Regions from separate parts of the Homo sapiens genome. Here region 2 is linked to region 1. A link is a contact called in ENCODE POLR2A ChIA-PET data. All regions are on one chromosome and are shown on one strand. The core of a region is the stretch at or near the end of the contact, and the rest is flanking DNA. Distances in the headings are between cores, read along the strand shown.

Evidence for each region. ChIA-PET counts read pairs that join two places held with the same protein, here RNA polymerase II (POLR2A).
Region 2: POLR2A ChIA-PET joins it to region 1 with 17 read pairs in MCF 10A. The contact joins two enhancer-like sites. POLR2A ChIA-PET finds 5 or more read pairs at or near these places in 2 of 52 experiments (MCF 10A and activated B cell).

The regions. Positions count from the first base shown.
Region 1 is chr5:67,812,290-67,817,266 of GRCh38, forward strand. No RefSeq gene overlaps it. Among named protein-coding and RNA genes, the nearest start is that of LINC02997, 22 kb to the left of the region's middle. Within about 2 kb of position 3,327, at least 10 of the 41 ENCODE cell types and tissues checked have a DNase peak (open chromatin) inside an H3K27ac peak, as active enhancers do.
Region 2 is chr5:67,895,389-67,900,383 of GRCh38, forward strand. No RefSeq gene overlaps it. Among named protein-coding and RNA genes, the nearest start is that of LINC02997, 100 kb to the left of the region's middle. Within about 2 kb of position 2,108, at least 2 of the 41 ENCODE cell types and tissues checked have a DNase peak (open chromatin) inside an H3K27ac peak, as active enhancers do.

The DNA of each region.
Region 1 (4,977 bases), core at 2,077-4,576:
AAACAAAGCCCACATTCCATCCAAGAAAGTAACTCTCCTTCGAGTTTGCTCCAGCTCATTTTAAAACATGATCCTGAATTCTTCTCTCCATACCTGAAGGAGAAGCAAAACTAACTCAACCCAGTTGACAATGTGTCTGCCATGCCCATCTCTAGCCTCTTTTTGAACCAACACTTTGGTTCTTCCTTGGAACCCTGACTCCCATGCATATCCCATATGTATTTGGAACTAGGATGTACACTACAAAGTATACCAGTAGAATCTGAACTATCCAGCATTTCTCAGGCATATTTATCACATTAAACAATCAAACTTTTAAGACTTCATGATCAAGAACCCAAAATCAAATGCAACAAAAACGAAGATAAATAAATGGACTTACTTAATTAAACTAAAAAGCTTCTGCACAGCAAAAGAAATAATCAGCAGAGTTAACAGACAACCTACAGAGTGGGAGAAAATATTCACAATCTATACATCCAACAAATGACTAATATTCAGACTCTGTAAGAACTCAAACAAATCAGCAAGAAAACAAAACGATCCCATCAAAAACTGAGCTAAGGACATGAATAGACAATTCTTAAAAGAACACATACAAAGAGCCAGCAAACATATAGAAAAATGGTCAGCATCACTAATTATCAGGGAAATGCAAATCAAAACCACAATGCAATACCACATCACTCCTACAAGAATGGCCATAATAAAAAAATTAAAAAATAATAGATCTTGGCAGGGATGCAGTGAAAAGGGAACACTTTCACACTGTTGGTGGGGATGTAAACTAGTACAAACACTATGGAAAACAGTGTGGAGATTCCTCAAAGAACTAAAAGTAGATCTACTGTTTGATCCAGCAATCCCACTACTAGGTATCTACCCAGAGGAAAAAAAAGTCATTATATGAAAAAGATACTTGCACGTGCATGTTTATAGCAGCACAATTTGCAATTGCAAAACTATGGAACTAGCCCAAATGCCCATCAATCAACAAGTGGATAAAGAAAATATTATATGATATATATATATATACACACACACATGCATACACACACCATGGAATACTACTCAGCCATTAAAAGGAACAAAATAAGGGCATTCACTGCAACCTGGATGGAACTGGAGACTATTATTCTAAGTGAAGTAACTCAGGAATAAAAAACCAAACATTGTATTTATTCATTCATACCTTGGAGCTAAGCTATGAAGACGCAAAGGTATAAAAATCATACATTGGACTTTGGGGACTAGGGAGAAAGTGTGGGTGTTGGCGAGGGATAAAAGACTACACATTGGGCATAGTGTACACTGCTAGGGTGATGGGTGCACCAAAATCTCAGAAATCACCGCCAAAGAACTTATTCATGTAACCAAATATCACCTGTTCCCCAAAAGCCTATTGAAATAAAAAATAAAAAATTAATAAAACAAGTAAATAAATAAAAATAAATTCTAAAGGCCATTTCTTTGAATTCTGGAGAGCAGCTCTGCATGGAGGTAGACATCCACAGTGAGTCTGAAGGCAACAGGGTTTGGTGTGAGTGATATGTCTCAGTTGCTCCCTAGGTTGCTGCTTGCATTGCTGAGTAGGTAGTATTGTCTAAGATAGGGACACTGGGAGAAGACTTGCTTTAATTAGGGGTGTTGGAGAGTGGAATTCATAAGTTCAGGTTTATCCTGATTAAACTTGAAATGTCTCTAGGAATTCAAAAGAGGGTGTCAAGCAAGCAGGCATGTATATGAGCAGAAGTATGTAGCCTGGAGATAACAAATGTGTGCTTCATCTGCAAATGGGGATAACTGAAGTTATGAGCTTGGGTGGTGTCTGAGAAGAAAGTACTGAAGAACAGAGGGTCTAGAGCCCGACATGGAGAAATCCCAACATTTAATGTCAGAGCAGTACAGAATAAGCCTGCCAAGGAGACAGAGAAGAAGGATCCTAAGAAGCAGGCGAAAAGCCAGGAGAGTATTAGCGCCCAGAAGCCAAAGGAAGAGAATGTATCAAGGAATGTGTGGTTAAATTCAAAAGCTGCTGAAAGGTCGGATAAGATAAGGAATAAAAAACATTCATTGGATCTAGAAAGATGTAGGTCACTGGTGACCACAGCAGAAGATGAGAAAAAAATGATGGCGCTAGAATTCATATCGGAGTGGACTGGAGAGTAAGTGAGAGGTGAGGAAATGAAGCCAGTGAAACTAGACAACTCTTTCTACTACTTTGGCTATGAAAGGGCATGAGAGCAATAGGGAAGAAATGAATTGAGATGAGGAAGAGAATATTTTTGATTTTTGCTTGCTTTCTTTCTATTTTTGCAATGTGAGAGACTAGATTGTGTCTAAAAATATTATTCCAATATTTTGAAAGGAGATTACTGGGTGTACTTTCAGTACAGTGCTAGGGTGCACTTTTTACAACAATTTACAACTCTGTAACAGCCAACATGGACATTTTTATTACTAGAAACATAAATAAATTTAATCCAGAGTAAATAGACTAACAGTGTGAACCAACGGACCTGCTGGACATTAACCAGTGTTGTGCCTAACCCAGAAATTATATCCTAACATTTCTTTGTTGAATTGACTATATATGTCACGTTTCCAGTGCTTTTTGGGCTGGTTTTACTGTTTTACCTGCCCCCTCCATTATTTAATGAATTAAATAAAATCATTGTCATGTGCTTGTTTTGCATTTGCCTGAGAATCATGATTTTTACCATTGTAAAAACTATACTTTCATACTTGCCAAACCAATTTTAAGAAGGAAGTGGAGAGATCAGATCAAGCACCAGCTTCATGAAAATGAAAGAAACATATTCAGAAAAATGCAGGCTGCAGAACAATATAAAGAAGAAGGAAGTAGGCAACAGTAGAGCTGAGAAAATCCTAGGAAGGACACGAACTTTCAAAACATAAAGCCATAACTATTTAGGGTTTTAAGTTTGAGGCCTACAGAATTTGCACTATGAGTTCATAAACAATTTCTGGTCAATACTTATTTTAAGTGAATAAACTAGAAAAGATAGAGACTTTTACTCAGAGAGTGAAAGCTGAGTATTGTAAGGGGCTTTTGGATGCATTTGTGAATGGGAATCCAAATGCAATGGATTGGTTTAACTGGTAATATCTTTACATTTCCAAATTCAGATGTTTACTTCTGGGCAGAGTTCAACAAGCATCATCAGAGCATCTCACTAGTTTTGGTGCCTTACCACCTCTTCACGGCTGCTCACCCGGCACTAATGTAGATGATGTTCCACACAGCCCAGGAAAGAAGTGGTCATTATGGAAATAAGCACATGTGGTTAAAGACAGCAGCACACTCTGCCCCGAGCTCCCAAAATAAACTTGCTTACATAATATACAAAAACCTCCCAATCACTCCCTTGAGTTCCCTTGGCAGAACAGCCCATTTCCACCAAGAGGAACTATTCCATTATCCACGATAAGGACTCTACTCACTAACATTTTTGTCACTCTTACAATAAGGCTTTTTGAACTTTTATCAGAAAGGTCTTTGCTGGCCCCTTTTGCTGCACAGAAATGGTAGTTAAGGGCATCAAACTGGCTCAGCAAAAATAAAACATTAATCAACAGTAACCTTCTGTTTTATCTGTTTTCCTACCCAAGGCCTGATTATCTCGTGAACAGTCCATTCTAAGAAGTCATTGTGACACTGCTTATTTGAGCAATATGTTTATTCAGAGTTGCTCACCTCTTACGGTGATCTTCACAGTGTAAATTTGTTTGAAGCAGGGATCTGACTGTTCCCAAATTTTGCCTAGTGCAGTGCTTTTTCAAACAGAAAACAAAATTCATGTATTTTGATCACAGGGATAATACTGATAATGATGACGAGAAGGCACAAAGGCCTGTGGGGAATGTTCTGAGGCAGCACAGAGCAGCAGAATGTTCATAACTATGGCTAGTTCCATGGCACAGTTACAGAAGCAGCATCAGAAACGATCGATTGGTTTTGGCACCGCTCACCTGGAAGACAGGCTCTAGCTGACTAAATTTCTATGCATTACAAATGACTGGTTAGCAAAGAAATGTGGTTACAATGTCTGACTCATTAAAAGGAGAGAGAAAGAGAACACTTTCTCACTGGCTTTTTTTTCTATGTAGAATTCATATGTCCTTACTATACTTTATCACTTGCTCTCCTTATTTGTGATAAATATAAGAAGGTCAAATTGTTACCTGTCTTGCTACATAGTATTAAGAGGGGAAAAAGCCCTGGTGGACACCTTTTGCTGCAGCCAACAACATGCCCATTACCCCATCCTACAGAGCAGTTAGAGGGAGGAAGAAATGCTTCAGTGCAGTTGACTGTTCCTCCAAGGATGTGCAAGACCATAGGCAGGAAATAGGATCCAAAACATTTTTATTTGCTGCAGAAGAAATGGCTCATGATCAGTCCATCATGTTTTGCCAGGCAAAGCTCCAATCACCTCCTACAACTGGGGCAAAGCAAGGAGGGGAGCAAGCACAGAGAAGGAAAGTGTAAGGAGATGGCCTGAGGGCTCATTTCCACTCCTGTCCCAGAGCCCCCTTGGTAAAAAACAGAACAATGGCCACCATTTATGAACATTTAACATGTGCCAGACTCTGAGCTAAGTACTTTCAGTATACCAGCTAATTTAATCCTTCCAACACCCATTATGAGGTAGGTATAATTAACTACTCTTTACTCTTTCAGAAACTGAGCCTTTAAGACATTAAATAACTTGCCTCAAAGCATACAACTGCCAGGTGTTGGAGTCAAATCCCAGGCCCATCTGACTCTACAACCTTACCCTCAATCATTATGTTATGTTAATGCCATAGAAAACTAGACGTCATTAAGCCTCCTCTAGTCTAACCTTTTACTGAGTGCACAAATTCCCTTGATAACATCCCAAACACATGGCCATCTATGGCTCTGTAACCTCCGCTAAAGGAGCAGTACTGCATAGCCTGGCATTTCTCGAA
Region 2 (4,995 bases), core at 858-3,357, 82 kb after region 1:
CTCACTCATAGGTGGGAATTGAACAATGAGATCACATGGACACAGGAAGGGGTATATCACACTCTGGGGACTGTGGTGGGGTGGAGGGAGGGGGGAGGGATAGCATTGGGAGATATACCTAATGCTAGATGACGAGTTAGTGGGTGCAGCGCACCAGCATGGCACATGTATACATATGTAACTAACCTGCACAATGTGCACATGTACCCTAAAACTTAAAGTATAATAATAAAAAATAAAAAAAATAAAAAAAAGAAAATGAAAGACAGTACAAAGGATAAACAGGCAAGAGACTTGAAAAGGTACTTTATAAATAAAGAATACCCAAATGTAAAAAAAAAAAAAAAAAAGACATACCTGTGACTGGGTAGTTTATAAAGGAAAGAGGTTGAATGACTCACAGTTCAGCATGGCTGGGGAGGCCTCAGGAAAGTTACAATAAAGGTGGAGAGGGAAGCAAACATATCCTTCTTTACCTGGCAGCAGGAGAGAGAATGAGTGCCCAGCAAAAGAGGAAGCCCCTTGTAAAACCATGAGATTTTATGAGAACTCACGCACTATCATGAGAACGGGATGGGAGAAACTGCCCCCATGACTCAGTTATCTCCACCTGGTCCCTCCCATGACATATGGCATTATGGGAACAACAATTCAAGATGAATTTGGGTGGGGACACAGCTAAACCATATCATTCCACTCCTGGCCCCTCCCAAATCTCATGTCCTCACAATTCAAAACACAATCATGCCCTTCCAACAGTCCCCCAAAGTGTAAAATTTCCCACATTTTCCTGTGTTCTTCTGAGCCCTCCAAACTGTTCCAATCTCTGTGTGTTACTCAGTTCCAAAGTCACTTCCACAGTTTTGGGTATCTTTATAGCAATGCCCCACTCCCAGTAATAATTTGCTGTTTTAGTTCGTTCTCACGCTGCTAATAAATACATACCTAACTAAGACTGGGTAATTTATAAGGAAAGAGGCTTGATTAACTCAGAGTTCAGCATGGCTGGGGGGGCCTCAGGAAACTTATAATCATGGCAGATGGTGAAGCAAACACACCCTTTCTCACATGGTGGCAGGAGAGACACTGAGTGCTCAGTGAAAGGGGAAGTCCCTTGCAAAACCATCAGATCTTGTGAGAGTTAACTCACTATCACGAGAACAGGATGGGTGAAACCTCCCCCATGATTAAATGACCTCCACTTGGTCCCACAACACGTAGGGATTATAGGAACTACAATTCAAGATGAGATTTGGCTGGGGGCACAGAAAAACCATATCAACTGCATTTCCACACTTTTGGTTCTATCCTTGTACTGTCATCAGATATAAACTTTGCCCTTTCAAAGTCAGAAATTGACCCACACCTAAGTGTTTCTTGAACTTAATAACTTCACAGACAGGAGTCATAAAGGAAGGATTGCATCACAAGGTACTGTGTTGTACCCTCCACTGATACCTCCTCCTTACCTCACCTTTTTATGTCTCTTTTCCTCAGACTCTTGAGTAAAACAAGCATATTCTTCCCCTTTTTCACATAAAACAGTTCTTACACCACTGTAGGTATTGTAGGAGAGAAGGTCAGGGAGACAATGGGTCTGTCACTTCAGGAATGCAGGGAGTGGGATTTATTTGTTGTCTTGATCCCCCCTGAAGCAGACCCTGAGGTAAATCAGCTTTTTTATTAAGGAGTTCCTCCCGAGGAACATGGATAAAGAATGGGGAAGTGAGGCAGGAAAGGGAAGGAAGCCAGTTGAAGCTTAGTCCTGCTGGGGAGCTTCTATTGAGGAAAAATTTTCAAATGGTAAAATCGTTTATTTCATGCAAACATGAAATGAACACATATCAAGGATTTCATTCAACTTATCAATTATGAAGGGAACTAGTATGATATTACAAAGAGTTCAAATAAAAATTTGACTTATCTACTGTACAAAATCCACTGACTTTGTCATGAGTGGTAAACATTTGCTTTGCTATGGACAGAAAACATCCATCTGCAGTCCATCAGCTTTGCCATCAGTGCCCCACAAACTTCTGCCTCTACAGACAGAAAATAAAATACTTAGTCAGACAATCAAAGCTGTATGCTCTTATGGAATAGACAATGCCTGAGGGTCACTAAATCATACCCAACATTCCTTTGAAAGAACATCCAGTAATCTCTTTTACCCACTTCCAAGTCTTTCACAATTTTTTTTCACAACAGTATAGAACATGCCTCAGAGTTGTCCCGCCTGAGAGAAAGGAAGCTAGGATATTTATTCATTGATTCCAGTCAGCATTGATTGACTGGCCTTTCCACCTAGCGTTGTACATTGGCCAAGATTATAAAAAAAATCCTCGGGCAAAGTCACAAGGGCTGGCAATAAGCAGCCCTCTGTGCACAGAGGTGAATGCCAAGGGGGACAGGGAGAGAGTAAAAGAAGATTAGGCACTAGTATTGTCTGCTACACTTGTCTTGTTTATTATTTGTTGATTTGATGTTTTGTCTGTTCCACCTTTCCCACCAGAATGCAAGTTACCTGAGGGCCAGAACATGTCTGTCTTAGATTTCACTGTCTCCCCAACAATTGTCCAGCATGTCGTAGGCACTCAATAAATATTTTATGAATATTGTTAAATAATATGGGCCTTGAGCTGGACCTTAGAGACAGGTTGCAGTCCAGATTTAGAGGAAGGGAGTCTGCAGGGAACTGTAAGAGACCCAACTAGCCAGGTTTAGTACCATGTCCTGGGGCATCAACTGCACAGTTGCTCACCGGTTACTCACTCCATGGCCAAGCTCCTCTCATGCCAAGTCGTGTTCATACTAAGAACAGAGGAACACAAAGTACAGACTCTGCTTGCAACATACTTGAAAATGGTCAATAACACAGCATTATACCTCCCACCCCTTGCTTAATTAGTATCCATTAATTACTCTCCGTGTGTGCTCATAACACTGAGACCTTTCTATACACTTTCCAAGACTCAGAACAAAGAAAGCATAAAAGAGCAGAGACATTTTCTGTGAGGCATGCAGTATGCTCATCCAGGACAGATCTTGGAAAAGTCTATGAAAAATCTAAATTGCATGTAGGCATCACTGAACAGACCCAAGAGATGTACTGGTTTTATTAAGTAGCCAGATGGCCTTCCAGAGTAGCCAGAAGAGCAGACAGGCCCCAGATGACAAATGATGAGGGGCCTTCCCTATGGGCATTTTGTGAGACAACGTGTTGACATTAGGTATGGAAGAAATCCATAACTACAGTGTTCATGCAAATTCTCAAGAAAAGCAGGTGCTATTCACTGACCTTACCCAAATGAAATTTTACCAGAGAAAACAGCCCAACTCCCTTTTAAGTTTAATAACAGCAGGCTCTTTCCTCCACACAAACAAAAGCAAAAAAAAAAAAAAACAAAACAAAAAAACAAACAAACAAAAAAAACACAAAAACCACTTCAAAATAAATTCCATACAAAAAACAAAGTGGGGAAAAAATATAGCTTGAAAATTGCCCTTGATTTGAAATGGGTTGACAGATGTCTTACAGAAATTTGGAGTACTGTCCAGACACTTAGAATCTACTCATTTTAAACAAAGTGCTCATGAAAGCATCATCATTGTCGGATATAAAGGAATGCTTAAAAAAACTATAAAAATAAATACATGCATTTTTATTAGTGTCAATATTATTTACCAATAACAATTAAATGGTTTAGAAATACAGAGAGAACATTGTAGATTGGTTAGTTTTTAGTCCTCAGAAGAAAATCTAAGGTTTATCCTGGTAATGCAAATATTCTTCATGTGTATGTATGTTTAGTTGTATGTTGCATTTTAATAGACATAGCTGGATTCTCCAGGAAGAGATGGCTCTGAGAACCTGAACACTCCTCCTCTAACTGAGTAACTCATAGAAAGCTGTTAGATACCCACAGGAAAAAAGAGACAATAGGTAAGCTGCCCCGTCTCCATTACAAGTCAAGAATCTACACTTTGGGATGACTTGGAAACTATCCAATCATTCACTCAAAAGAAGTTTTTAAGGTACTACTGCATCAGTCATTTTTATGGTGTCAAAAAATGTTTTTGCCTTCAAGAAGCTTATGTATTGTCATGGAGAATAGGAGCAGAGATATTAAGGCCATACTTTACAAAACTGTAAGCACTGAATGGAAAAAAACTGGGGAGAAAAATTTTCCTGAAGACCATATGCTAAGTAAATAGTTAAATATATACAGTAACTGTAAAAATAGAAGCAGAGAACTTAGGGGAAGGAATTGAGAGAAAATTATAGGAATTTCAAGGAAGCCAACAATCCATCACTTGTCAACAAGAACTTCAGGGACACCTGCCACTTGCCCAAGACTGTGTTAGAGGCAGGCGAAGAAGTGTCAAGTTTAATTTCTACCCTATGGGACCCAAGGTTGAAGTGAGGATGCATTATTACACAGACAGAAAAATTAGTAGACAACTCAAACTAGCATAAAATTAAAAAGGAAAAAAAAGGTCATCAGTGTCAATGAAGGTTTCCTACAGAAAGTATGTTTGGGAAAGTATTATAGTAGGAAGCAAGGAGCTAGGTTTTGCTCTGGCTACTGCTACCTAAGAGATTACTTTATTTACAGCCAGATCAAATTGCCTCAGATTCTTGCCTGTTCTAAAAATCAAGCATCTTTACTATAAAGAGTGAGATCTTGATGGGAATAATATGTAGCAGTGTCCAGAAGCATTTAGTGTGAAAGCAGAAAAGCACACAGAAAATACAAAATTCTGCAAAATGTTCAACAATGATCATCACTGCAGGACAAAAAGCAGGAAACTGGGATTCTCTCACTATACCCTCTCTAGGAATTATCACTGCCTGACAGCAGATGTGAGAATTCTCCTTCTTAAAGCCCTAATTAGCAGACTGATTCTCTGCTCTTTACACTTGACGTAAAGAAATGTACACCAACTGTGTCTATTTAGGATTCAAATGTCCAGGAGGTGATATTTTCCTTCTCT